Regions from separate parts of the Homo sapiens genome. Here region 2 is linked to region 1. Evidence: chromatin loops called from intact Hi-C (ENCODE). Cell type or tissue: Caco-2. All regions are shown on one strand. Links, peaks and the distances in the headings refer to the core of each region. The heading gives the core; the rest is flanking DNA. Region 1 overlaps LINC02541 (long intergenic non-protein coding RNA 2541). Region 2 holds the start of LINC02518 (long intergenic non-protein coding RNA 2518).

Evidence for each region. Hi-C counts contacts between places; a loop is a spot of excess contacts. Peaks named below come from ENCODE experiments on the same cell type or tissue, not always from the same donor. Only the 100,000 strongest peaks of a DNase experiment are listed, where the experiment ranks them.
Region 2: a loop joins it to region 1, with 10 times the contacts of the local background. A loop is called at or near these places in 3 of 110 quality-filtered maps.

What each region holds. Positions count from the first base shown.
Region 1 is chr6:113,633,924-113,649,185 of GRCh38, reverse strand. The region is part of intron 1 of LINC02541 (long intergenic non-protein coding RNA 2541); the gene reads left to right. Among named protein-coding and RNA genes, the nearest start is that of LINC02541, 8.5 kb to the left of the region's middle. RefSeq lists enhancers at 5,764-5,833, 5,745-6,039, 5,654-6,186, 14,216-14,265 and a silencer at 5,745-6,039. In Caco-2, for the core only: no CTCF peak of the experiment used is centred there; DNase peaks (open chromatin) are centred at 3,455, 5,915 and 6,315.
Region 2 is chr6:113,426,963-113,442,224 of GRCh38, reverse strand. LINC02518 (long intergenic non-protein coding RNA 2518) reads left to right here and starts at 8,778. Exons shown (of 2, transcript NR_149098.1): 1 at 8,778-8,888; 2 at 13,247-13,685. In Caco-2, for the core only: no CTCF peak of the experiment used is centred there; a DNase peak (open chromatin) is centred at 8,574.

The sequences.
Region 1 (15,262 bases), core at 2,480-10,479:
GTGGAAAACAAATTCATCTTTGTGGTGAATCAGAAAACTTTTCTACTTTCATGGAACACTATCGGCTCCCCATCCTCTCACACTCCCTGGGAGAAATAGTAGTACATGATCAGATAAATATAACTTGCCCTAATGCTTCTCTGCTGAAAGATTTTAAAAAATCCCTCTCTTATTAGCTTTACTTTGTTGATGGTTTGCTGGACTCGCTATGAGAAGACCACTGAGAATATTATCAATCTACTCAATACTGATGAGAACCAGAGGCCACAGGCATTCTTATCAACATGTGTGTAAGGTCATGGAAAGTCTCCATGTCAACAGTCCTGCTAAAGTGGCCACTCCTGGAGTAGCAGTAATCTCCTAAATTGTCTATTCTCTAAGCATTTTTTAATAGAGAAATCAGCAGGAATATTTATATGAGTTCACCCAACTGGTTGATGCATACAAGGAAATTGCTGATAGCAATGTTAATTACTTTTTCTTGAATACTCATTCACAGGACAGGTTGATCTTTGCCATTTTACACAAACAAAAAATGAAATGACATCTTTTAGCCTATCATATAGGCTGTAAAAGATATTTTGGAAAATAATTTTCAAAAAAAGTGGGTGGACGACACTAGGGATTGACTCACTTAATATAAACAACAACCACTTCTGACTTGTCTTATTGAATTTTAGAGTATGGAAAGCTAACAATGTAATTCTCCCAAAGCTCTTGCAGTTTGAATTTGAGGAGTAAACTGGGCTCCATCATGCAAAGGCAAATATTAATTTTCTATTGCTGCACGCTCAGATTAAGCAACTTAAAATAACATCATTGTCTGGCTCACAGTTTCTGCAAATCAGGAGTATGGGCATGGATTAGCCGATCCTCTGCTCAAGCTCTCACAAGGCTTAAATCAAGATATTGGCCAGGGATGGGCCAGGCGCGGTGGCTCATGCCTGTAATCCCAGCACTTTGGGAGGCCAAGGCAGGCGGATCATGAGGTCAGGAGGTTGAGACCAGCCTGGCCAACATGGCTTAAACCCGTCTCTACTAAAAATACAAAAAGTTAGCTGGGTGTGGTGGAGGGCACCTGTAATCCCAGCTACTTGGGAGGCTGAGGCAGGAGAATTGCTTGAACCCAGGAGGCGGAGGTTGCAGTGAGCTGACATCACACCATTGCACTCCAGCCCAGGCAACAGTGTGAGACTCCATCTCAAAAAAAAAAAAAAAAAAAAAAAAAAAAAAAAGTTGGCCAGGGCTACAATCTTATCAGTTATCATTTTCAGGCTTTTTGGTTGTTGGCAGAATTCCGTTTCTGTGGTTGTAGGACTGAAGTCTTTGCTTTCTTGCTGGCTATCAATGAGGGATCATTCACAGCTCCTAGAGGCTTCTTGCCATTTTCTGCTACGTGGCCCTCTCCACAACATGGCAGTTTTCTCCTTCAAAGCCAACAGGAAAGTGACTTTGGCTTTGAATCTCTATTTTGTTTTAACTGCTCACCTGATTAAGTCAGGCTCACCCCAACATAATCTCACTCTTGATTAATTCACAGCCAACTAACTGGACACCTTAATTATATTTTCAAAACCCTTTTTTGCCATATAATAGAATGTAATTATGGGAGTGACATCCCATTGTATTCACATGTCCTGCTCACATTCAAGGAGAGAGTACTGTAGAGGGTGTGTACGTCAGGAAGCAGGAATCTTGGGGAGCATCTCAGAATTCTGCCTACCACAATGTGCTGCTTGGGGCAGAAGTAAGCAAGGTTAGGTAGCATACACACACGGGGGAAATTGTAGCTTTCAGCAAGCACAGTGGCATGGGTAGTACTTCCAGGGGTGCTTTAGTGGAGTTTTCACTTCTGTTTTCTAGTGCCATGTGAGCCAAAAAGTCAGCAGCAACAGCAGAGGTGTTTTTGGTAGGAAAACTGATGTGGTTGGGCATTTTTCCTGGGTTTTCCTTGGTAGCATTCAAGACTAGTTTTTTGGTCTTCAATTACATGGTATAAGCTACTGGTTATAAGTACTCTTCTGCTTAAACTATCTATAGTGAATACGTTTATATGCAATATAAATCCTTTATTGCTACAATAAGATCATCAACTGGACCTCTTTTTATATCTCCATTAAAGTGTGTAATTCTGCATTGTTTTTGTAAATTCATAGAACTTTAGAGCAGGAAGAAAACTTCTGCTTCTAGAAAGAGGTCTTTTGAACTATATTCTATGGAAACTTATAGCTCAAGTTATAATAATAGGCTTTTATTGGGGTGGGGGAGTATTCAATAGTCATGCTAACTTGGGATACATTATACACACTTAGAACTTACAATAATACCCATTAGCATATTAAAGACTCAGAGATCCTACAGAGAAAAAAATAACAAAAAACTAAACTCAACTATCTAGGCTGGGTGCAGTGGCTCACGCCTGTAATTCCAGCACTTTGGGAGGCCAAGGTGGGTGCGTCGCTTGAGGTCATGAGTTCGAGACCAGCCTGGCCAACATGGTGAAACCCCCTGTCTCTACCAAAAATACAAATTTAGCTGAGCATGGTAGCGCATACCTGTAATCCCAGCTACTCAGGAGGCTGAGGCAGGAGAATTGCTTGAACCTTGGAGGCAGAGGTTGCAGTGAGCTGAGATCATGCCATTGCACTCCAGTCTGGGCGACAGAGCAAGACTCTATCTCAAAAAAAAAAAAAAAAAAAAAAAATATATATATATATATATATGTAGGGTGAAGGCTTTAAACCATGCTAACTAGACTTCCTGACTCCTAGGAACATAAAGCTTATTTGTTACTCCCTACATTTGCCTGAGAAGTAAGCTTCAGTGAATACAAACACAGCCTCAGGAGGAAGCACAATATATTAATATAACTAGTTCTGGCAAATCTATCCATGATGTATCCATGAGACCTGTCTTATCTCTTTGAGGAGCTTGCGACCCCATGTATGTTCACCCACACACCACTCAGCAGAAGATAACTGCCCAGAGAGTAGGCCAAGGGGGATGTTCTCATGACTCAGTTACTCACATGAGCGCCCTTCCTAGGTACCAAGGCCAAGGGCCCCCTGACCGCAGGAAAATGAGACTTGTGAAATTAGGCTCCAGGACATTTTGCTTACTGTAGTGCAATTATCTTCCATGTAGACATTCTAGGCTTAGGATTTGATAGAAAATAAATTGCTCTAAAATAAGTCCAAAATTAAAAAGAAAAAAATGTATTAAGGTCACCGCAGAAGGCAATACAAATGGAGTACATAATAGAAACCTGATTCCTGAATCAGAATGCTTGTGAGCACATGTCCCCTGCATTCCATGATGTAAATCACATCACACACATCAGACCAAGAAAGATGAGCTTCCAGGAGGTGCATATTTTCAGCATGAAAACAAGGAGTCATTCGTGTGATAAGCACAGTTTATGGTCAGCTGGCTGGCCTGACACACCTCGGCTTTTACTGTTCCCCAAGGCCACATGGTTGCATCTTGCAGAGGCCAGGGGTGAATGTGAACGTGCCCAAGCAGCTTTAGACCTTGAGGCCCCCCTTTGCTGTTCTTGGAAGGAACTTCAACTGAATAAAGAATCTGGGCTCCACCACATTTTTATTACTGGGAAGAAAATTTCCCCTTCAGGGCAGAGAGGTACAATCACAAGTTAGACTTCTGCTGGTCTCCTCCCTGCTCCGCAGTTTTCTCGTCCTTTCTTTGGGAGACACATTTCTAAAAGGACTGGTACACTGGTCAGAAACGGAAACCAAAACCCCACAAACAGTCCTCATGGCAATGTTTTGTAGCCACTGAGACCCGTAAAAGAAATGAAATCTTGGTCAGGCGTGGTGGCCCACGCCTGTAAACCCAATACTTTGAGAGGCCGAGGTGGGCAGATCACCTGAGGTCAGGAGTTCGAGATCAGCCTGACCAACATGGTGAAACCTCTTTTCTACTAAAAATACAAAAATTAGCCTGACGTGGTGGCCGGCGCCTGATATCCTCAGGAGGCTGAGGAAGGGAGAATTGCTTGAACCAGGGAGGATTGCGCCACAGCATTCCAGCCTGGGCAACAGAGCAAGACTCCATCTCAAAAAAAAAAAAAAAAAAAAAAGAAATGAAATCGTAAACAAATCAGCCACTACATTAGTCATAAAGGGACTTAAACCACAACACACACCTACTACAATTCTATGGGAAAAGTTTCCACATATGTGCAATTCTCTGAGGTTTGTGGTATTTCCCATGGCTCCAACTGAGGAATGACTACAGTCATGCACTATGAAAGTCTCTCAGGCTTTGTGGAGTTGCATTTATTGCTTTTAAATAGTTAGGAAAAGATAATTTAGGAGTTTTGGTAATGGCATAAAGCAGTTTTGTTTTATTCTTACATGCCTCAGTCTGTTGAATAGACCATTCTCTGGCTTTTTTGTTTCAGCTGTTGAGCCTTGACTCAGAGGCTTGCAAAGCTATCAGGCCAGTTGAAGTTGGTTGTAGGGATACTCTTGAGGACTATAAAAAAAAAATCCTGCTTTTTTGAAAACTTGGTAATGTAAGCCTCCAAGAAATGGGACATATTTCAGCTTTTAACTATCCTGTGATATGTTTAGAGAGGAATAAAATAATTGGCAAAATACTTTCCAAGCCCTAAATATTGGCTTGTTATTTATCAAAAAGTAAAATCAGATTATAAATGATATTTTTCTTTATTATTAATCCTCAAAACTTGGCTGAAACTATATTTAGTCTATAATTGAGGAAATGCTATGAATATTTAAAGCACAAAGTTTTAAAACATAGTCAATTTTGCTTTGTTAGATTGTATACAACCAGTAGACACACACTAGATTTGTAGACACATATTTTTCTGTTTAGGTGATATGTCTGATATGTACATCAGGAAAGCCCAGAAAACTCTGAAAGTGTAAGTTGCCCAGTGCCTGTATAATGCTTCTTTTTTCAGTATTACACAAAAATTCACCAGCAAGTGTCTGGTACCTACTCCGCATTCTAGCATGACATGAAGTTCCACTAGTTACAATATTCTTTTTTTTTTTTGAGACGGAGTCTCGCGCTGTTGCCTAGGCTGGAGTGCAGTGGCATGATCTTGGCTCACTGCAAGCTCTGCCTCCCGGGTTCACGCCATTCTCCTGCCTCAGCCTCTCGAGTAGCTGGGACTACTGGTGACTGCCACCATGCCCAGCTAATTTTTTGTATTTTTAGTAGAGACGGGGTTTCACCATGTTAGCCAGGATGGTCTCCATCTCTTGACGTCGTGATCTGCCTGCCTTGGCCTCTGAAAGTGCTGAGATTACAGGCGTGAGCCACTGCGCCGGGCCTTACAATATTCTTTATTGGAAGAAATGTGGGTTTATTTTTCACTGGGAATTATTTGTGCTAAACTTATATTTAAAACGAATTTTATTTTTCAAGAGTAATGTTTCCAGACTTGGGGTAGTATAGGATGAGTACATTTCCACTCCTTCTCTTTCTTTCATCTAATGGCCTAAATTAATTTCAATCTACCAAAACCAAAATGAAGTTACTCCCTTTAAAATCCTGATTCATAATGATCCAAAGAATGAAAGAAAGATGTGGTGGGGGTTCCCAGAAGAATGTCCGGGTATTTTCCGAGTTATTACTGCATACTAGGGTTTTCAGTTCAAATTCTGGGAAGGAAACAAGAGGTGTTGATGGTGTGGATAAGGGTCCTCAATTATTTTTCTTCTTTTGTCAGTCTGTAACTTTAAATGTCTTCCTGGAGCAAAGCAGGAATGGCTGCTTTGGATTTCAAATGAGCACTCAAACAATTTTATCTGGCCCAGAAATGGACATGTTTTTGATAAGTGAATGAGGAGAGCTGATATCTCCATTTCAAAGGAGCTGGCAGAAGGCCAAGAGTCAGCTCTTAGGAACCTGGAGGGAAACACTCATAAAGCTTGCTGATAGCCCTCCATGGTTGCCTTGAGCCTGGACTTTGAACTCTTCACTGCTGTTCTAACAGGTAAAGCCCCAGATGCAAATATTTGGTTTGACTCTTTGTTACTGTAAACACTGCAGCCCTCAGGATGATGTGATCTGTAGAATTTGCAGCTGTTTGCACAGATGTTATCAAAACAATTTCAAATTCTACTTCCTTGTTATTTTTCAAGAATTACTAGCTTAGCTGGTATTTTGGGGAAGAGTTTTGGTAAGGATAGGTGAGCAAGGAGGTTAGGGAAGGAAAAATGACAACAATACATGGGGAGCCCAGGACTCTGTATACACATTCAGAAACAAGGTCAAAGAGAGCGTGGAGCAATCATCCAATGAATCCAAATTCCACATCAGCCCAGGAAAGGTAAATATCAATGAGCTCAAGGGGGAAACATCAAAGCTCACCTCCATCCAACACAGGTTGTTCCTCTTCTTTGCTTTTTGTCCATGGCCATGCGTTATGTTTCTTGACCACCTTCCTTGTTGCATTTTATTGTATCCTATCTTGTATTTGCTGGTTTCCTTTTTTAAGTAGACCTTTTTCCCCCTTATCAATGTAAATCTATCCTCCCCCTATGGATTTTCAGCATCTTCTGGGTGGTGCCATTTGGCATGAGAGCAGAGTTCAGCAAGTAGAAAGCATGAACTGTGGAATCAGCCCAGCTGCTTTCAAATTCTGGGTCTTTCACTTAGTAGCTACGACAATGTTGGAAAGTTAATTAACTTCTCCGAGTCTCTGTTTATCTCTCAGAGATAGTCATACCTACTTTACAGTTTTGTTTTAGACATTAAATGAGATAGTGCCTATAAGGCTCACAGCTCAGATCCAGTTCCTTAAATACATTTCTTTCCTTTCTTTTATTTCTTTTATTCCCTTACTCCAGAACTCTCTGCTCCCACTTAGTATATATACTTAGTTAAATATAAATCTATATGCTTTTAACGAGTAGATTGGAAGGTTTAGAAATGATGTAGTATCAGCTTGCATCATTTTGGAGAGACTCAGTGCTTAAAAAGCCCCAGCCATCTTCCCTGGATCAGGAAGTTGTGATTTCTTGCTGAATGTTTCTCAATATATTTCCTTTAGCTCCCCCGCTTTTTTTTTTTTTTTTTTTTTTTTTGAGACAGATCTCGCCCTGTGGCCCATGCTGGAGTGCAATGGCATGATCTTGGCTCACTGCAACCTCCGCCTCCTGGGTTCAAGCGATTCTCCTGCCTCAGCCTCCTGAGTAGCTGGGATTACAGGTGCCCACCACCACATCCAGCTAATTTTTTGTATCTTTAGTAGAGACAGGTTTCACTATGTTGGCCAGGCTGGTCTTGAACTCCTGACCACGTGATCCACCCGCCTCAGCCTCCCAAAGTGCTGAGATTACAGGCATGAGCCACTGCACCTGGCCTTAGCTCCCCTCTTTATGGATATGTTTACATCTAGATATAGGTTTGTTGAGAGACATAGTAAAGTGAAGAGTGGAGAAAGAAGACAAAGAGGAAGATGCTAGGCAAAATATCAATGAAAATAGAAAGCAAAGCCCTAAAAAACACACCAAATGGAATACACTTAAAATAACAAAATTTCATTTAACAATGTGATTCTCATAGCATAGAACCCAGGTGGAAGACTTGGGCAGACATGATCAAGTCTAGTGCGTGCTTGGGTGCTGAAGAATATCTGCAAATGTAGATTCCCAGTGATCAGAAAGCTGAGGGATAGGCCAGAAAGTTTAATAAATATTTTTAATTAATCCTGTGAACTAAAAATATGTACCTGCATGGCTGAGTCAGGAGTGTAAAGGACTTGTTGAAGCAGATTTTAATAAGCAGCATGGAGAAGCAGTGTTTTTTGAGTTAATGACTGAAATCTTCAGATAAGGTCTTATTTAGAAGATTTGTATATGATAGGTGTTTATATTCTATATATTTCAATAATGCTATGTATGTATATAGGTACTGTAATCCTTTTTATCAGCTCTATATGTTATTCAGTTTTTATTTTTTTCAAAGTTTTTTTTTCCCAATTAAAACAACATAAATAGCCTTTTTTTTTTTTTTTTTTTTTGAGATGGAGGCTCGCTCTTGTCACCCAGGATGGAGCGCAATGGCGTGATCTCGGCTCACTGCAACCTCCGCCTCCCGGGTTCAAGCGATTTTCCTGCTCCATTCTCCTGAGTAGCTGGAATTACAGGCGCCCACCATCATGCCCCGCTAATTTTTTGTATTTTTAGTAGAGATGGGGTTTCACCATGTTAGTCAGGCTGGTCAAAAACTCTTGACCTCAGGTGATCCACCTGCCTTGGCCTCCCAAAGTGCTGGGATTACAGGAGTGAGTCACCTCATCTGGCCCCTTTTTTTTATTTTTAATTTTTTTTAGAGATGGGGTCTCACTTTGTTGCCCAGGCTGGAACGCTGCAGTGGTGTGATCATAGCTCACTGCAACCTCCAATTCCTGGACTCAAGGAATCCTCCCACCTCAGCCTCCTGAGTAGAACTACAGGTGCATGCCACCACACCCAGCTAATTTTTAATTTTTTTGTAGAGATGGGTTCTTGTTATGTTACCCAGACTAGCCTTGAACTCATGACCTTGTGATCCTCCTGCCTTGACCTCCCAAAGCATGAGTGACTGTGCCCAGCCTATAAACATCTTTTTATTTAAAAAAAAACTTTAATAGTTAATTTTCCTAAAAATTTGAGAAAAACATTGGAAATATATCCAACCTGCTCACTGAAAACTCCCAAGGACTGAATGAATAAACTGCCCATTAGACAATTTTCCCTTCTCTTGTTCCCACTGGTCCTTGCTTACTAACCCTGTTAATTTTAAGTGTTGAGAATATAGAGTCAGAGATGGAAGGAAGGTGTATTAAGGTCCTTAAAAAAGAAGAAAAGACATAGGCCCATCAAACATGATAACAGCCAGGTGCCTATTACTATGGACTTTTGTCCCCAGAAATGGTTGCTAAGCTGCATTTCCAAGGAAACCACAAGGTATTTTGGCTCACATTTATCTGGCCAAGGAATAAAGTGCTGGTTGCTCAGGTAGGAGACCAGGCAGACAACTCAGAGACTTCTACTGGGATCTACTTCTCAAGGATACTGTTTGTCAAATAACCAGCATGAATATTTCCCTCAGTGAAACCCTTCCTAACTATTCCACAATTTGGCATTTCCTCTTCTGTGATTATGTGCTTCCCAAGCAATTTGTATATTTGTGCATCGAAACACTTACTATATTGCAGTGATTACCTGTATAATGTCAGCTCCCTACAACACGATACCAGGCTCATATTAGGGAATTGACTAGATGAGTAAATAATCTAAAGAAAATACCTTTTTGAGTAACCAACTTTGATTACCCTAGGATGTAAGAGATCTCCCAGTCAACCTAGGCTATCAATAGCAACTGGATGCTTATTGTTTACTCACTAGGCAAATGTATTGAGTGTTCCCAGTGTTAATTTGCTTTTGCTTTTTATGATTTGCCATTTTATCAAGGCTCTCTTGACCTCGAATTTCTCTAAAATATAATTCATTAATGTGAGAAGAAATGAGATCATTGCCTACGAGGTCCTGACTTTTTAAGATAAATTTATGAAATGTAAATTCTGTACAATAAATTTATATTAGAGGTAATATTTTGATACTTATGTCCCTAAAAATAGTAGTTGGAAAAGTATTTTTTAATAGTCTTTTAAGGCTGTTTAGATATTGGTGAAACATAAGGAGAAGAAAATTCCACGCTAAACGCTTAGTAATTGTATATGCATTTTATTGTGTCCTAACTTAGACCATGCTATGGAACAAAATAGACAACTATTCTGTATTATTTAAATTTGGTTCCTATTTTAGTGTTCAAAGAATAACTTTACATATGCATTTAAACTTTTTTTTTTTTTTTTTTGGAAATGGAGCCTTGCTCTGTCACCCAGACTGGAGTGCAGTGGCGGGATCTTGGCTCAATGAAATTCCTGCCTCCCAGATTCAAGCGATTCTCATGCCACAGCCTCCCAAGTAGCTGGGATTACAGGCATGCACCACCACACTCAGCTAATTTTTGTATTTTTAGTAGAGAAAGGGTTTTTCCATGTTAGCCAGGATGGTCTTGAACTCTTGACCTCAGGTGATCTGCCTGCCTCGGCCTCCCAAATAGGTGGGATTACAGGCGTGAGCCACCACACCTGGCCTTAAACTTTTTTTGTTATTAAAAAAAATTCAACCCATCTTTATGTATTACTTCATTTTTTTTTGAATTACAATATATGTAGTAAAAATTACACAATTTATGTCTTAATTATGTATTATGTTTCAAAAATTTTATCCTAACTTTTAAATAATATCCTAAGCTCTTTGAAGAAAGGAATAAAATTGGACCTCTTTTGAATCCTAAACTTTGCCTAGGACTTAATAAGTACTGTTTGACTGATAAGCAGTGGCTTCCATTTACTGAGTCCTATGCTATACACTGTGTGTGTATGTAAGAGTGTATGTATTATACGGATCATGTATAACTATGTATATAACTATATATATGTGTATGTGTATATAGTAGGTGTATGTAAATATCATTTAATCCCCATGACCACCTGATGAGAGTATATTCTGTCTTCATGTTACAGATCAGGAAAACAAGGCTTCTGGAGGAAATATAGCTCAGATAATCTATTTAAGAAGCAGCATTTGAACTCATGTGTATTTTGGGTTTGAAGTGTTAATTTTTCAGTACACAATCTCATAGTCCTCTCCTTTCTTTCTTAAGAATTAATTAGTTGCTGACTCTTTGGGGAAGGTAGAAGGAAGTTTAAAATGGCATATAACATTTTGACCTGGTATGTTCTGGAAATTAGGACTGGAATGTGTCCCTTTAGAGGAGAACATATCAGAATTGACATCTGTTTAATGGCTTGCAGAGAAAAGAGGTAGAGCTTGTTATATTCCTATCTCTATTTCTATGCAGCTGAAATTGATCAGTACAAGTTCAAAAAATGTATTTATCCTGCAGGAAAGCAAATAGAAGGGATGGATCTAGAGATTCACATTGATGGATAGCCATGGGCCCTGCTCCTAGCCTGCTCTCCTTATGGGCATTGGGAGTGTTTGAAAATAGCTCTAGTATCTGGATTAACCTGTAGTGACCACCCCTGCCTGGCTCTGCAGGGAGGTGGTCATGCAAGCACTCCCCACCATCAGGAAATGTATTTTGATTATGGCATGAAAATGAATGCCAACAGTTGTCTTCTGTGTTTTTATTAGGAGCTCTGCCTAGGCACAGACTCTGAATAATAAGTGAATATTAAATAATATGCTTAACAAACTTTTGAATATTTAAGCACTTAAAAATCAGTGGCCAGACATTAAGAATCAGTAGTTGCCTGTCCAGGTTATAACATGGGCTAAAACAGAAGAGAAAAAAATAATTCTAAGCTGCTTTTACAGTAATTTGGGAAATAAAATTAAAAGTCTAAAGATGGGCGCAATGGCACATCTGTAATCCCAGCTATTCTGGAGGCAGAGGCAGGAGGATCCCTTGGCCCTAGGAGTTTAAGACCAGCCTGGACCCGGGCAACATAATAAGAACCCGTCTCGGGCTGGGTGTGGTGGCTCACGCTTGTAATCCTGGCACTTTGGGAGGCCAAGGTGGGCGGATCAGTTGAGGTCAGGAGTTTGAGACCAGCCTGGCCAATACAGTGAAACCCCGTCTCTACTAAAAATACAAAAATTGACTGGGTGTGGTGGCAGGCACCTGTAATCCTAGCTACTTGGGAGGCTGAGGTAGGTGAATTGCTGGAACCTGGGAGGCAGAGGTTGTAGTGAGCCGAGATTGTGCCACTGCACTCCAGCCTGGGCAGCAAGAGCGAGACTCTGTGTCAAAAAAAAAAAAAAAAAAAAAAAAAAGAACCCATCAAAAAAAAGAAAGAAAAAAGCAAAAGTGAGAAAGAGAGAAAGAAAGAAAGGAAGGAAGAAAGAAAGAAAGAAAGAAAGAAAGAAAGAAAGAAAGAAAGAAAGAAAGAAAGAAAGACAAGAAAAAAAGTCTATGCCCAAGGTTCATGTTTGTTTTTTCTTCCTGTGTCTTTTTTATCTTTAATCTAACAAATGACTAAATAGGTTTGTCTAGAGGCAGTGACAAGGTGGGGAGTGAGAAAGAAGTGTAGAAAAGCTGGCAGGTAATCAACTTGAGGGAAAACAAAAAGGAAAGTCATAATAAACAAGCTGAACTACACACATGTAGAGCAATAAAACTGCATTGAAGTTATGTTAATATTGAAAGAACCAATGAAATCAAAGTTGTAGATGAAACTTGTTTGCTTAAGTCTAGAAGCGAATGTACCATTAATTAAGATGCAAATGATCTGACATGCTTTCTGAACTCTAGCAAAACTCTTCTATTTTTATTTATTTAGTTTTTGAGACAGGGTCTCTCTGTGTTGCCCAGGCTGCAGTGTAGTTGGGTGATCATAGCTCACTGCAACCTTTAACTCCTGGATTCAAGCTATCCTTCCACCTCAGCCTCCCATGTAGCTGGGATGACTGGTATGCACCATCACACCTGGCTAATTTTTAAACTTTTTTGTAGAGACAGAGTCTTGTTATCTTTCCGTGTTGCCCAGGCTGGTGTCAAATTCCTGGCTTCAAGTGATCTTCTCACATTGGCCTCCCTAAGTGCTGGGATTATAGGTGTGTGCCACTGTGCTCAGCCAGAACTGTTAATTTTGTATCCATTTTAGATCTAGTTTAGTTTAATAAACATTAGTTGAGCTCCTGCTGTTTTCCAGACATGGCCAGAGGCTGATGACCTCATGTAAGCTGTGGAAGAATTCCAGTGTAGCTGGGGAGATAATAAGTAAGCAGGTCCTTTCACTGTAATAAAACAGGATGCAATAAGATAAAATGTTATTACAGAAATGATTTCTAATGTAAAAAAAAAACTTTTTAAAACCAATTAAAACTATGTAAATGGCCAGTTGTAGGATGAGCTAGGATTCTGGAAACAGGTAAGTATAGTTCTGAGTCCTGCCTCTGCCTTTGTGTGACTGAGCAAATCACTTTATTTGTAAAAGACTCATGTACAAAATACAGGCACTAAAAATACATACATCATACAGTTATTTGGAAACTCAGTCACTGTTACATGTTAATTATTATTATAGTTAGTTATCAGTTATTGAACTATCACTATTTTACCATGATTACACAAAGTCATGGAAAATAATTACATCCAGGAAGATCATAAAATGCCTTGACTTTATATACTGTGGTTTTATCAAATATATATTTAGTCTTCCAAAATATACAAATGTTTGGGCTTTGCAGAAAAAGATGCTTATTTTTCTTTTTCCATTCAGATGTTTTGACATCATGTAGACTCTAATGTTTATGTTTTGTTGTCAAGGTGCAATTAGAACCTTCCAAATTACCATCTAAGGTGTTCAAAGTTTTTTATGCTCACATTAGGTTTGACATTACACATTTATTAGTCACTTCAGTGCTGTTATGATTTTTGTATCATACAAAATTTGATGCCAAAGCCTTTATAGCAGATGTGTTCAACAGGAAAAAACTTTACAAGAAATTTTCATCTATGTTAGTCTCCCATAAATGTACTTCTTCTCGGTACACTTAATCTCTGTCTCCTTCAGCCTCTACCATCAAAATACCTCTGGCAAGGTCATCTCTCCTGCCCTGGAGACATTGTGCTACCCTGCTGATTCTGTAAGGAATTTGGTATTACAGTGTCTGGCCCTGTCCTCAGGCTCTCTGGTTACCTCTTCTCTCCAACTTTGGACCTGTCTTAGCATTCCTTAAATCCATCCAGGTATGGTTGGCTCTTCCTTGGTCCCAGCTGACTCAGTCCCAAGATCCTTCCCCAACATTGCCTCTGGCCTCAGAACCAGCATCTTTGCTCTTGCTTTTTTCACTTCCAACCAGGCATTCTTCTTGCATCAGTCTTTGTTTCCAAGAATTTCTCATTTAGTGTTCATTCTCATGTTCTATGGGAAATACACCTGTATCTTCCAAACTTGTTAACTCCATTTGGTTCTCTCCAATTTTGTAAAGACCCATTTTGTCTGAGAAAACCCTACAGCCTCCCTTGTCCCTTAGATATGATTCATCAATGGAATCTCCCTGCTTTTCCTTGTTTAAGTAAGTGCTAGAGTCTAATGTAACCCCACTGGGAATTTTCATAACTTCTTGTCAACTCTGAGGTTTACAAAATTGTTGAGCTCACTTCCTCATTTCAGTGATTGTGGAACTAACCCAACATAGAACCAAAATTTAGGGTGGCTGTCATTAGAATGATTTCTAAACAAAAGTGTGAATGATGTTGCTTGCCTGTCAGATAATTTATTCACTACTTTCCCCCACCCCAGCATTACCCCCTTAGAAATCAATAGGCTTTCTAAACGGGTTTCTCCCTTTCATCCTTCCTTCTCTGCCACACCCCCATCACCAACATTTCAGATCCTCTTAGCACATTTATTAGTCCATGAGGCCTCTTCCTGAAGGTCACACTAAGTGTTAATAGTGGTTTAGTGAGTTTCCCCAACCCACTAGGAATCTTTAGAAAAGCAAACAAATACACTTTTAAATGGGAAGTGAATTGAGTGGGGAGTGTACGCTCTTCAAGTAGGGGAATTTTGTGATTTGGGGCATGTAGGTGTAGAGTGAGTGTGAGAGGTTTAGTGCTTTCCTGTACCCATTTAACACCCGGACCCAGGCCCATATTTCTTTCACTGATTGTGCCAGACGTTTTATGTGTTCTTCCAACAGTACCAGTACTGAGTAATAGTACTCAAGTTTATCTAGAAACTCAAGTTATCACCATGTCCAAGTAAAAGAACCATCATCTCTGTTCAGCCTTGTCTCTCTTCTGTGGAATCTTCCCCATGTTGCATAACTATCTTGGAGGGAGACATGTTCTCTCCCATTTATATAACCTTGTTCTCTTCTAGAGAAACAGCTCTGTGTTAAAGACACTTGAGGGAAAATGGCATTACTGATGAGATGATATTTAGTTGTCCCTTCAGAGCCAAAGGGCAGTGATTCAAAAACATTTAGGGAAATAGAAGTAACTCTTTGTAAGCTAACCAAACAGTGACCTGAACTCTTTTACCTTGTGATTTCTTATGAGTGCTTAGTTTAGTCGCCTGAAGATCAATCTTGAAATTAACAGGCTATTTTGGATTATAACAAGATTATTTAGAGACTCAAACATTCCAGAGTTCCTTTAGTAGATGACTTCTATCATGACAAGCAAGCTAAAAGGTCAGTGGTCCCAAAGTGGGGTGCACATGATCTATTGAGGT
Region 2 (15,262 bases), core at 4,824-12,823, 210 kb after region 1:
AGGCAGCATCAGCAGCTGAAAGATGAGAGTTTGGTAATATATTTTTCATTTCCTTTCACTTGCTCCTTGTTTACTTTCTTGTCAAAGCAAACCTAGCTCACCCCTGGGGCATGTCATTTTATCAAAAAAGAAATTATGGGTTATCCCCTTTCACAGTTTTCAAAGCTACATCCGTGTGTCTGTGACTTTAAGTGATTTCTGTTGAGTTTCCTGCTCCTGAGGTAACTTATGAGCCAGGCAATAGCACTTTTAGTGACATTTCTTCTCATAGCCCAGTTATTTTCTTCACCGTGAAGTACATCCAAATACTGTTCCTAGAACACCTACAAAAGCTGGTGCTTCCCATGTTTTAGAAAAGTGCTTTGTGGTAGGCAGAACAATGCCTCCCTCCCCCAGTCCTCCCTCGGTTCCCAGACGTGTCCCTGTCCTAATCTCTGGAAACTGAGAATATGTTAGGTTACATGGGAAGGGGAATTAAAGTTGATAATCAGTTGACTTTAAAATGGGAACATTATCCTGGATTATTTGGATGAGCCCAGTGTAATCACAAGGGTGCTTAAAAGTAGAAAAGGAAGGCAAAAGAGGTCAGAGTAGGGCCATGTGAGCAGAACTCAGCTGTCCATTGTTGGTTTTGAAGACGAAGGAAGAGGGCCGAGGGTCATAGAATGTAGGGATCTATGTAGCCATAGAATGTAGCTGGGAAAGGCAAGATTCCGCTCTAGAGCCTCCAGAAAAGAACATGTTCTGCTGGCACCTTGATTTCTGACCCAGTGAGAGTGTGTTGGACTTAGGACCTTCAGAACTGTAAGATGATTTATTTGTATTGTTTAAACCTCTAAGTTTCAGGTAATTTGTTATGGCAGCAATAGGAAATGAATATATACCTGTTCTTGTTGCTTCTCATTATACGCCTTTTTAAAAACAAAACAAAAAAAAACCGAGGCAGCCCTTACACAGCTCCTAGTAGTGCTATTCACATAGAATGCCCTCTTGTGCCCCCATGCATGTCTCTCTAAGTCCTTACTGAATATTCTTTTTCCTTACTTCTGGGGTGTCTCCACTGTGAAAGGATCTTCCATCAGAGCAACACTTCCGGTCTTTCTAATCTCCTTTACACACCACTTTTCTAGGGTGAAGATATGGTCTTTCTGCTTGGTGGGTTTAGAGAAAGGAACTGGACCTTCCCAGACCAGCATCTTGTTTTTGGAATCCAGCTGTCTGCAGGAAGCACACACCCTGCTCTGTCCTTTGTGACTAGGTGCGTAGATCTGCCCAATTCTGGACTGTAGTACCCAAGCCACATCTTCAGATCTAGCTTTTAGGGTAACAAAGGTGATAGCTTTTCCAAATGCTAGATTCCTCTCAATTAGTCCCAAACTCAGGTAGGAAAGAGGGGTGATGTTTATTGGACCTCTCAAACCCCAACACAGTAAAGCTCCAAAGGGATATTTCAAAGTACCTCCTCTTCGATATATGAAGAAAGAAATAATCAGCTTTCTTTCCAGCCCTGCTATTTCCAGTGATTTCTCATCTCATGGAAAGTCTATCCAGTTGTCTAGGCCTCTGTCTCCCCTCTTCCTTTCTTCACATCTAGTTAATCTCCAGGTTCTTGTTAATATTTTTCAAGTTCAGCTACTTTCTTCAATCTCACTACCATTGCCTTTGTGGACACCCTCATAACTCAACTCCTAGATTACTGCAATAGTTTGTTGTTGTTTGTTTTTGTTTTTAATTCTTCCTGTTTCTCAAAGTATAAATCACAGATTTTCTGCATCCAAATCCCCTATGTTTGAAACCAATCAGACCTAGTGAAAAAGAATTGTAGGTAATTGCTGTGCATACCAAAGGCTGTGAACCCCTGCTAGTATCCTTCCAGAAAATGTAAGGTAAAATCCTTACATTTTCACTGCAGTGATCTTTCTAGAGTGCAAAGCTGGTGATGATACCCTCTTGCTTAAAATTACTCATGGGTTTTCCATTAGCCATAAAGACACAGTTGAAAATCGACAGCATGACATACAAAGCCCTTTCATGCAGACCTGACTTGTGCTCACGATCGCACAGCTTTAGTTCTTGACATAATTTTGTTTTTCTTTATGTGCTCCAGTCAAAACGTGTCACCTGCATGCTCTTAATTGATCATGTCATTTCTGCTCCTGGTTCTTTTGTTCAGCCTGCTCCTTCCACTCAGAGCAGCTCCTCTAACCCCGACTTCTTTGTAACTAACATCCTCTGGAAAACCTCCCTTAATCTCCTTCTTTCCCAGGCTGGGTCGGGTGCTCCCCCTAAATGATCCTTTTTTCTGTCTCAGTCTTAGTAAACCTCACATCTTGTTCTGTAATTTTCCATTACGTTGTCTATTTTCCTTATGAGATAGTAAAGTTCTTTAGGTAAAGGAATATATCTTAGTTTTTCTTTGTATTTCTAGTACCTAACATAATAACTGGTACATTACAAGTGCTTAATAAGTTTTGATTTGATATATCCTGTGTTTCAAAGAGCCTAACTTTAAAGAAAGCCAGTCTACTCGGTGTATAATGGACAACCAGAGATAAGCATTTTTTTTAAACGATGTGTACAGAGAATAAAAGATTATTAGATAGACCCTGGATTCAGCCTCAATGCATTTCTTCAGTTTGTAGTCTAGGAAGACATTAGACTACATGCTTTGCATGCATTTTCTCTTATACTCGAAACATTCCCATGCAAGGGAGGTACTAATGAGGTCCCTGTTTTATGAAAAGACAACCAAGACTTAGGTTTAGTGACCTGACTGAGCCACATAAGCCATTTTTAATGGAAAATAGTTCAGGTAATCTTTAAACCTAGCATGAATGGAAAAGAAATTATAGCATCAAGGAACACATTTTAAAATGTTCAATGAGCATTGCTATGTGCTAGCAATATTCTAGGAGCTGTGAGTCTATCAAGGTAAAAAGAGACCAAATTTCCTGCAGTGATGGAGCATATATCTTCTAGGTAGTTATATCATCTTCACTAACACTACTAGTTTAATCAACATTTTAAAAGACAATAACAGTTTTGAGCATTTGACTCACTTGGGACAGTGAAGATAAGAAAAGATAAAAATTTCAAGTCATGCAGCCATGGGAGGACTTATTTTTTCCTTCATTTTTCTCTAAGTGATATCTGGGAAATGGGAATAGGTTTTCATGTACCCATAGCTTTGCAGGCAACATGAAGATCATAATCTAAACCTGGGCCTGGGGTAACTTGTTGGCCATTATAGCTATCTCTTTATTAGAGACACTAAGCAATCTAAGCAATGCCCATGTGTGCAATGTCATGCTTAGGGAAGCATCAAGGAAAAAAGAACAGCTGGAAACAGACAGAAAGGTAGTAGGAAAATAGAAAATGGAATGAGAAAGAGAGGGAACAAGGATATTGTCATTGATGAAGTATCATATAAGGATACACTCTATGCATCCTGGAAGCAGGGACCTGACCATACTGATCACTAGTGTGTAACTTGGGATCGAGCAGAGTGCCTGTTAGTTAGTTGGTGTTCACTAAGTGTATTAGAAAGATAACTTATTGAAAGAAGTCTATTCATTAATTCAAAAAAAAATCTGTTATGTGCTCTGATATATTCTGGCCATAGGGCAAAGCCTTGGTCCCTGCCATCAAGGGATGCAGAGAATCTTTGGAGGAATAAAACATAACCAAATTATTGAAGGAAAATCATGATGAATACTATGACAGAGAGATGAACATAGTGCTATGGAAACACTAGAAATAGCTACTTGCTCTATCTCAGGACTCGGAGGAGACTTTGTAGAAAATGTGGCATTTTGAGCAGAGAAGGATATTCAAGGCATGGTCTGAAGAGAACCAGGCCTGTCTTGGGAATAATAAGAATGTCACAGTAGCTAGAGATGGAAAACATGGAAAGAAGAGGCTGGGAACACATGTGGGTCTAGAAGGCCAGGATAGCAGTTTGCATGAGAGTCTTGGGCATCTGAGAGGCAGTAGGGACCCACATTACCCCAATACTCTGCTCTGCTGCCAGAGCGGTCTTCTTAAAAATGCAAGTTTTATGATTCTAGCCTTCTTCTTGAAAGCCACAAAGCACTCTTAACCATCACAAAGTATAATGAATTGCAGGCTTTGGTAGGTTTCAGGAAATACTACCCCCAAATATGGCACCTTGACATTTGAGAAAACAGCAGAAGTGGAAAAGTCTCTTTGACATTCTCTGGACATTCTCCCCTGAAACATCCTATAAAAGAATTCTCTGACCTACATCTACAGTAGGTTGTAAGACCCTCATATCAGAGGCATTCTCCCTAGGCCCAGAAGAAATGAGTGAAGATACAGAAACATATCGCAGAATCTGAGCAAACCGGCCTTGCTAAATTCCCCCATTTATTACCATTAGGTCATACCTACTTGTCTTCCAATGATACTTCTGGATGACTAACCATAAAAACACACAGATTTCCCTGTTTCTTTGGGTCTTCATCTCTGAAATTTCCTGTGTCTCATGAAACTTAACACTAGATAAATTCATATGCTTTAAATCTGTGTTTTGTTTTACTGATCTTGGCCGTGAACCCACCTATAGGTGAGGAAAAGAATACTTTTTCTCTCCAACACTGATGAGGTCTCTAGATATACACCAACATGGAAGTGCTATTGGGAAGCACTAGTCCACATGGTTTATTGTGGCGATCAGCCTCTAGGTGATCAACTCTGTCTCCTGGTATCCATGACCTGATGCAGCTCCCTCTCACACTGTATAAGGATAAATGTGTATGACCAATGGAGCACAGAAGTGATGGTATGGTATGTCATTTCCAAGGCTAGGCCATAAAACATTTTGTAGCTTCTGCCTTGCTTTCTCTGCTGGAGTATTTGCTCTGGGGGAAGCCAATCACTATGTTGTAAGGACAATCAAGTGGCCTATGGATTGCCCTGAGTTACAAGAAATTGAGGCCTCTTACCAATAGCCACGTGAAGAAGCCATCTTGGAAATGGATTCTCCAGCCGCATTCAAGCATGCAGATGATGGCAATCCTGGCTTGAATCATATAAAATTGGAGTTAAAAAAGACTAGAGGCTGGGTGTGGTGGCTCATACCTGTAATCCCAGCACTTGGGAGGCCAAGGTAGAAGAATCGCTTGAGGCCAAGAGTTTGAGACCAGCCCAGGAAACATAGGGAGACCCCCATCTCAAAAAAAAAAAAAAAAAAAAAAAAAAAAGGTCTGGCGGTTAAGGATTAAGCAGGGCAGACACTGATAATTGGGTCCAACATTTCCCATGAAACTTGTAGAGATTTGTGGAATCCTTCTCTACTACTATTGACGAGAATTGGCACTCTTTATTATTCCTGATACCAAGAGATGTAGTGTTTGGTCCAAGTTTGCATGTCTAGTTAATGAAAACAAACTCCATTTTCTGACTGCAAGTCCAGGGTTCTTGCCAATACTGTGCTACCATCCATACAAATGACTTACTTTTACCTCTTTAATTTATATGAGATACCCATTCACTTGCTGACAATCAGTCATTCAGCTTTTTAGGAATTACTCATCTATAAAAAAAGATCGTATACTGCTTAAGAGAATGGGAGATAGTTGGAATGCTAATTGTGGTAGGCAGAGTAACAGCTCCCAAAGGTATCCAGGTCCTAATTCTGGGAACCTATGAATGCTGCCTTATATGGTAAAAGGGATTTTGTGGATGTAATTAAGGATTTTGAGAAGGGGAGATTGTCTTAGATTATCTAGGTAAGTCCTACATGCCATCACAAATATCCTTATAAGAGGGAGGCAGAGGAATATTTGATGAAGACGAGAAGGGGATGTGACGAAAGAACAGGAAGAGGAAAGGGGATGTGATGCCAGTCCAGAAGCTGAGGAATGAGGACTGCATCCCTCCTGGCACAGGTAAGGAAACAGATTTTCCTCCAGAGCCACCAGAAAGAGCTCTACTGGTTCTTTGATTTTAGCCCACTGTACCTGATTTTGGCAGTCTGACCTCCAGAATTGTAAGAGAAAAAAACTGTGTTATTTATTTATGCATTTATTTATTTTGAGAAGGGGGTCTCACTTTGTTGCTCAGGCTGGAGTGCAGTGGTACAGTCATAGCTTATTGCAACCTCGACCTCCTAGGCTCAAGCAACCCTCTTGCCTCAGCTTCCTGAGTAGCTAGTTCTACAGGTGTGCACCACCACGTGAGGCTAATTTTTTATTTTTGTAGAGATGAGGTCTTCCTATGTTTCCCAGGCTGGTCTTGAACTCCTGGGCCCAAGCAAAAATGTGTGTCATCTTAAGCCACTTGTTTATTATAATTTTTTTACAGCTGCCATAGGAAACTAATTACACTAATCTTAGCTCCAACAGATCGCACTTCTGTTAGTTTGTGCAAGAAAATCTTTCTAAGACTCTGCTTTCTGATCTATAAAATGGGAATAATAAAATGCCTATTTCATAGGGTTGTGGTGAGATTGAATAAGACCACTCATATAAAATGTTCAGCTTAGGACTTGGCATATGGAAAGGTTTTTGTTGGCTATGGATTTGGTCTAGACAAGAAGATTGCAACAGATTTTTCTTCTATTTGAAAACTCCGGTAGAGCACTAAGTAGCTCTTGGAATATATAAAGGATTGTGTATTTATTAGCTATTCTAGCTTTCTCTCAGGAGTGCTGACATCTATTTGTTTCTTCCTTTTTAACTGTCCTTTCTCAAGAGTGTTGACTGCAAGATGAGGCAAAGGCAAATAGGTGGAATAACTGGAGAATAACCCAGAATGAGACACAGAAAGAGGATTTTGAAAGGATTTCCTTGCCTATTATCTGCTTTCTGAGAGAGCCACACAAAACAGGTGAAAAGTTATACTATTTATAAAGATCTCCTGAGAGGGAGTGTCTACAGCTTTTCTGGTAATTTCCCTTGGTACAAATGAAACCTGTTCATTTTCAAGGAAAATTGCACTGATGGCTACACATTCTTTTTCTTTTTAAATAAAATATTGGAATGGTGTTGTTTTTGGAAGCTGCTTGTTACCCAATGTTGCCAAAAAGGTTTTATTATAATGAGGCTATGTGTTAGCTGTTCATGTTTCTAGTGCAGCATAGCTGTATAAATTTTTTCTTTTTCTTATCTCGGATTTCAGATTTCCCTATTTTTTTAAAAGTGTATAGTAATAATATTTACCAGTATTGTTCATCCCTACCACTCAGTTTTCTGCATATGCTTGTATTTTCTATTTCCTGCTGATTTAACTTCTGTACTCTGTTGTTTATAGGGACTTGTCATATTTGCATAGTTTAAGTGCTCTGTCGTTTCTATCACAAGCCCTAGTGGGTAGGTACAACATCTATGTAGTTCGCTTGTGTAGTGCTTGGTGGAACATCTTGTGTTTCATGATTGATTTATGATGATAGAGATGATACTATAAAATAAAGCCAAAGGAAACTTTTAACAATAGGGTCTAATCCTGTTTGGTCCTCATTGGATGTCTCTCCACTTGTAGGGGAAAAAACTGGAGAATAATGGTTGTGTCATCATGACAAACAACTGACATAGTTGAGGCCAGTCGAAGGCCCAGAGCAACCCTGGTCCTGTAGTCAGAGACGACTTATGAAAATAAATGAATCTGGCTCATTGACTTGAGTTCTTGTACCCAAACTGGAAAGGTGTGGTACCTGACACAGGAACAAAGTCTGTCTGAAATCAGCTGTCCGGGATGTCATTTTCTCTAGTGCAGAGACTCGATTGCCTAAATTGGTAGCAGAGGTGGATGTTTCCTAACATGATCTTCCTTGGCCAACAGTGACTGACATCTGAGGTAGGTCTTACCTCTACCTTGGGGGCTCACTGCTTCACTGGTACCATATAATGGTGGCAGTTTAACAGTAATCTTAGTAGGTCTTTTTGGACATTTTAAAGCCACTGCTCCAAAGCATAAGCCAGGCAAAAAAATTGATTTCCCTCATCCAGATGTCCCCATTGTCCAACATAGGTGAGACATTTTTTAAAAAGGCATCTCCAGAAGGCGATTTTTGATCCCTCTCCAGATAAGAGGTTCAAGCCAGCTTTTTCTTATTGTGGGACATCAAAATTTACTATATGACCTGAAATCCTCCCAGGTGATTTAATTCATTCATAGGTTCTAGGAGAGAAGATGAAACTTTCATTTATCCCCATGCTACACACTGACCAATACTGCTTCACCAAACTTTTATCAGTCTTGTTGCATTTTATCTGTTTACACGAGATCCATAGTGCTTTCTCATCCCCACAGTAAACACTGAATTCTGTTTATAACAGAAGGGCAGGATCTGTGGGGAGCATCCGCAAAGTGCTCCAGGCTCCTTTTTCCCTTTTCTCAGAGACACCAGGAATGTGCCTTTGCACTGTTTTGCCAGCATCCTTAAATCATGATTAATTTAAAGCCTTTTCTCTCCTTGGTGAGGCCTGACACAAGCAACTGCTTCTCTGTCACATTGATTTTTCTGTCCTTGCAGATTCAGAGCCAGGGTTGAGTCCTCCTCACAGGGCGAGTTCTCTGACAAGGAAGTTTTGCAACCTAATTTACAGCTGGAGCCAAGCTTGTCAGTGAGTGCCAGAGGGAAACTGTCGCAATCGGCAGGCAAAGTATGCATTTAATAGTATTTATCCAAGCCAGTTTGTGATTTCTTCACTCTCTCCAACAAATATGTTATTTGTAATAGCTATCTTCTCTCATCTAGGTGTTTGAAAAATGTCTCTAACGTGTGTGGGCTGGAATGCATTTTGTTTTTTCTGCAGGTATATTCATTTAACAAGGGGAGTCTCTGAGGAGCTATCAAAAACTGCTTGCCATCTTTCCAAATCATCTCTGTCTGCAGTGACCATGTCTTAATCCTGAAGGAAAACAAGGTAATCTTTTCAAATAAACATTTTCAAGGATGTTTAGAGGGAACCAAATTGCTGGCATGTAGAACCCCCTTCCAGTGCTTAAAAATAGATATATTGAGGGAGCAAAACTCCAGTGAGTTGGAGTGTTTGGAAGTATTTGATATGTTCAGATGACTAACAATAATAAGCTAAATTGCAAGCAATGATCTGAATTTGTGTGTGTGAATATGAGTGTGTATGTGTCAAAGAGACACTGAGTATCCTGTTTCTCAATGTTGTTGGTGGAAAATGAGGCGCAGAGGGGTTACACACTCCCAGTAGGTAAGCAAGTTGGTAAGGGACTTTGGCAATATTTGACCCTAAGCCCATTAGATTTCACTGGGCTAACCTGACTCTGGGGAGAGTAAATATGAGATGAAGAAACATTTGATCATTAAATAAAAAGGAAGCACTGAAAGAAAAGCAATTGGTTGCATAAAACTTATTAATGCAATACTTCTGCTCTCAAGGAAGTTGACATGCAATAGAAAGAGAACATGTAGAGTATGGATTGAATAAACCAAAAATTATGTAGATGATGTAATTACTATAATTAAATCAAAACAGATTGTGTATGCTGGAACTTATTGTATTACTCACAACATAATTTTGTATAACTTTTTTTTAAACCTGTCTCTTTTCCTTTCTGGTCTGTGGGTTTCTGAAGGACAAACCTCTTTTGGCAGTTGGGCCTGAAGCCCCAGAACTTATGCTGGTCCTGGCACCAATGAGGACAGAAATGATTGAGCACATGAATTTGGTATTGAGTTTGACATTATTGTGCTTCATTTTTTGTGGGCCTGGGATGTTTTCTACGTAATTCGTTTATCATTTATTGTTTAAGGTGTCTGCATACTCAAAATATCTTTTTAATGTCCTCCGCCTATACATGACATAAATACTTTATTAACTTTGTTTAAAAAATCTTATCACAGTGCCATCCAACAGGAATATAATGTGAGCCATGTGTAATTTAAGATTTACTAATAGCCATATTAAAAAAGGAAGAAGAAACTGGTGAAATTAATTTTTAATAATGTTTTATTTAGCTATATTCAAAACATTATCATTTTAACATGCAAATATAAATTTATTAATATCTCTTACATTATTTTTTCTAGTAACTTTTTAAAATCTAGTTGGTATTTTATATTTAATGCACATTTTAATTCAGCCCTCAAACTTAATTGCAGACCATTGTATTTCAGTGCTCAATGAGCACATGTGGCCACCGTGTCAGCACATTTCAATAGTTCGCAGGTCAATGTAGAGGACATTTTCCCCCCACTTAGCATTTCATCCCTGTTATTATGCCCACTGAGTGCCGTAGTATGGAAAAAACATGTGTAGCCTAGTAGCACAAATGTAAACTGGGGTGACTAACATCCTAGTTTGCCTGAAGTGGAGAAGTTTTCTGGGACAAAAGACTTGCAATGTTAAAACCAGGACAGTCCTGATAAAGCAGAATGGTTGGTATCCCGCAAGTAAACTATGTTGGTCCAAACAATATATCCCCTCCATCACTGTGATTTGTTTTGACCTAAAGCATAGAAACCTGGCTGCCAATTATGGGATTTTTTTGGGAAGCCACTGGGAGAAAGAACCTTACTTTCTGCTGTGGTTATTATCAGCTAACCTTTATATCATGTGGGGAGAACCTGTTTGAAAGTATTACCTACTTTGGAGGAAATCACAATGAGAAAGAAACTGAGTTTTGGTGACTTATTTTTCAGTTCTTGGACACTGTCGTGTCTGAACCTATCCTATTTTTGGACTTTTCAGTGAATTAATACATTCTTTACACCTGTCTCCATATTGTTTGTTTAAACAGTTAAGGTTGCATTTCCATCATGTGAAACTGGGATAGTTCTAACTAATAGGTTTAGAAAAAAAAAAAAAAAAGAGTACAAGAAATCTAGTTGGAATTCTTTAGGTTCATAAGAAACATAATCAGGCTGTCTATTTTATTTTAACACAGCCTCCTCAAGCTACTGTTGAGTATGTATGTGGTGCTGCCTAGGAACAGTAGGTATTTTTGTGGAGCAAGGGATTGCAGACGGTGAAGTAGCTGCATACTGGCAATAACCTATGAATCTGTGGGGATTCTGAAGAGTAGGAAGCAATGAGACCTGCTGTCTTTCCTTTATTGTCCCTTCCTCTATTGCTCTCAGACTGTTGTGCTTTGCTTGTGTTGTGGGTGTTTTGCTCTGCCATAATGGCTCTCATGATGAACTATAAGCTTCATTCTAGGTCCTGGGACAATCTACAGTTCATGAGATTCTCACCTATGGGTTAGGGACCCTTGGAGATTTGCAGAGTTGCAAAGTCAAGCACCAATTTATTCTTTCTTAATCAATGGATACTAAAAGTGCAATCATTAGTACATAGAAGGCTTGTAACAATTTTTGATGGTTTCAGAAGAAGATTGAGTAAGCATTCAATAGATAGATGCTACTGAGACACTAATATGTAGCTTGACATGGTTAAATGCCTTATGTGAAGCACTTAACAAGTGTTAAAACATCACATTTAAACTTCACAACAATCTTATTGCTGGCATTATTATTCTTATTGCTTTGAAATAAAAAAAAATAGGCTGGGCATGAAGGCTCATGTTTGTAACCCCAGCACTTTGGGAGGCTGAGGCAGGAGGATTACTTGAACCTAGGGGTTCAAGGTCAGTCTGGGAAGCATGGAGAGACCTCATCTCTATGAAAAGTTACAAATAAAAAAAAAATAGCTAGATGTGATGGTGTGTGCCTGTAGTCCTAGCTACTCGGGAGGCTGTGGTGGGAGAATCACTTGAGCTCAGAAATTCAAGGCTTTAATGAAGCCATTTCTACTCTAGCCTGAGTAACAGAGCAAGACCCTGCCTCAAAAGAAAAAAAATTGAATTATTACATTTTCTTTATTCGTTACTCATTTAACAAACTTCATTTTATACTATTATATTCTCAATGAATTTAACATCTAGTGGAGAAAGTAGGTGTACAAAAGTGATTATAATGCTGTGTGTGAGCATATTAACAAATACAGAGGGGAAGGAGAGGAAGGGTCTCCCATAGCAGATGTAGGTGCAGGGTACAGAGCATGGGATCACCAGAAAACTCCCTGGAAGCACGGTGCTTGAGCCAAACCTGACACATCAAAGTAGATCTGCACTATTGCAACAGTCTAGTACAAAATAACTTTTTCAGGAGAGAGTTTCATTATCTTGCAATGACAAATTTTAGTTTGTTTTTCTGCATCATCGTGACATAAGTGACAGGATTCTGATTTGTAAAGCAAAAGAGTTGGATTCTTAACCCTGAATTTACTACTAATGAGGCCCTTGGGCAAAATCTCTCAAACAGTTGGGGCTAGAGTTTTCTCTCCAACGAAGTAAGGTAGGATCAGCAATTCATTCATAACAGCATCTCTTCCAAACTCCACACCCTGAAGGCTTCAAGTTGTGCCCTTCATTTGCACCTTTATTGTCCTTCTAGTAAGAGTCATTACCTGGAAATCACAGTTCAGAAGCAAGGCATCACAGTTAGGTGTAAAGGGTGCTTAGCTTACAAAGAAAAAGCTTCGACTAATTTAATTTTTACCAATATCATAAAATCACCCCATGATAATTTCAGGGTGTCTTCACTCAAGTATAGCCTAGGACAGGTAGTGAAGATGTGGTAAATGATGTTAATGGCAGCAGAGAGACCGGGTTTCACTGAATGCCTTGATCAAAGCATTACTAGATTCATGGTTAAAGAGTAATGAGTTTCATCAGATATTTAGTAAATGTCCCTTAAAGTTCCTTTTACAAAAGCAAAACCAAACAACGCAACAACAAAACAATCCCACACATTTCTATAGATGTAATTTGAAACACATCAAGTTATTAATCTTGGAATCTGGATTTTCCAAGAAATCAGCTTTCTTGTTGTATTTAATTTTGTTGTATCTGAAAATGCATTTATGTATGTGTGCAGTTATGAGGTCAGGTAGAGAGGGAGAAAGAGACTACTGTCTGTTGTATTGTTTCCCAGTTTAGTGTAGATGTCAGGCTTGATGATAAAAAATGAGAAGATGGAAAGGAGATAACTATTTATTGACCTTACTGGTGCACTTAACCTCTCACACTGGAATTTTTTTTTTGGTTTATAAAAACCTCTTGATATAAATAAATAAATAAATTAATTAATTAATTAATTTGTGACTTAAATGAAAATATCTCATATTTTATGAACAAATGTGGCAGTGAATATGTACTATATATTAGTTAATGTTAACATACCTTAGTTTTAAGATCCGTAGAAGACTCCATTTGACCTTTACAATGTGGATGTTTTTCCTTACCACAGGTGGAAATTGATTTTTACTTCTCTGCAGCTAAGTATGTGGCAGTCTTGGCCACATGGTGACTCAGCAGAGGAGCCTATGTACTGGCTGTCCTGATGCTCTTCCTGATTCAACTGATTCTCTACACTTGATCTTAGCCAAAAGGCCGAGAAGCAATGATTCAACTGATTCTCAAAAGGACACCGCTGCAGGAATAAACCCACTTCTAAATATGGTACACTTGGAAAGTTGTCCAGCTCGCAATGTCAGAGTCACAGACTTCATGCACACTCATCTCAAGTCAATGTTATCTAACACATTTCCACTAATTATTGGATGACACTAGCAAGAAACTCTGATATTTTTCACCTAACCTTTGCTAATTTAAATGTGGCCAGCCCACCCTCATACTGCATTGTGATGGGGATATAAAAGCCAATGAAAGATATCATTAATTGTTAACAATAGTCATCACTGACAACTTCCTGTTGAATGTCACTGTTACTCCTGCTACTGCTACTACCACTACCATTTATGAAGCTGCCATTATTACTAACTCAAAGCTTTCACAGATACAGAAACAGGTGTATTTTTTGTTTTGTTTTGTTTTTTGTTTTTGTTTGAGAGAGAGTCTTACTCTGTCGGCCAGGCTGGAGTGCAGTGGCACAATCTCGGTTCACTGCAACGTCCGCCTCCCGGGTTCAAGCAATTCTTGTGCCTCAGCCTCCCGAGTAGCTGGGATTACAGGCATGTGCCACCATGCCTGGCTAATTTTTGTATTTTTAGTAGAGACGGGGTTTTACCATGTTGGCCAGGCTGGTCTCAAACTCCTGACTTCAGGTAATCCACCTGCCTAGGCCTCCCAAAGTGCTGGGATTACAGGCATGAGCCACCGTGCCTGGCCAGAAACAGGTGTATCTTTAAAGCATAACTTCCTCTCTGCATCTTGCTTCCCCTCTTTCTGTCCCTTCTCCTCTCCCACCCCCACAGTTTTGGCTTCACTTTGCTCAGGCTGTGACAACTGTCTTTAAGGGAGCTAACTTTTATCTGACTGTAAAGCCAAGCAAACTAATCTTGCAAAACTGTTCTGCCACATAGGTTGGTCTCTTCCTGTTTGGAATTCATCTATATATTAGCAACTTGGAAAGCCTTTGAGCTGAGCTAGTGCGCAAAGCTGCACCTTAGACTGTGGTTTACAGTGCTGCTTAATTGTCACAACGGTGTCACTCACCTTGTCCTCACCTAACCTGCAAGGTAGACATTTAGGCTGCTTTCTTCATCAGTGTAAGGTGAAATAGCAGATTGGTGTGTAAAAAGTGTGGCTTGGAGTGTGGTGGTATGAACTGTGGGATTATTTACTATAGGGTCTCATTGCAAATCCTTTAGAACACTTGCCTCTTACACCTTTTGTCTGTCTGCTCTTAAATATTTTCTGTCCTTCCAGCATGCTATCTCTACCTAACAGAAGGGGTCATATCTGTCTCAACTAAAAGTCATTCCATTTGGGTCATTCGTCTGGAGGCTGAGACAGTGGAAGAGTCAAACTTGCCCTGAGCTTCACTCAGCCAGTACCTGTCTCCTCTGCCCACTGTCCAGCAACTTACCCTGACCCATCCTTTAAGGAACTTGCCAAGAGAGAGCAGAATACTCTTTCTTTCTCTCTCTCTCTCTCTTTTTTTGTCTTTCATTTATTCTTTGGATATAAACTGCAGACCTACTGGTTGTAAAGCACTGAGTTTCACAGTGAGGGCAACAAAAGAATAGAACACCTGGTTCCTATTCTGAGAGGGTCACCTCTGTTCACACAACTTCTGCCCATCTGACTCAATCTACTAGGTAAGCGGCAGAGGGGCTTCCTTCCCCCCAAAACCTCTACTGAATTATAAAAGATGGGGAAATTGGAATTTAGCATTTTCAAAACCCCACCTCTTCTTGCAGATTTACTTTCTTTCACTTTCCCAAGCAGACTTCATGTGGCAACCAAACTATACTGTCAAGTACCCTCTGAACCCGCCTGCCCTTCCTGCCTGCATGCGTCA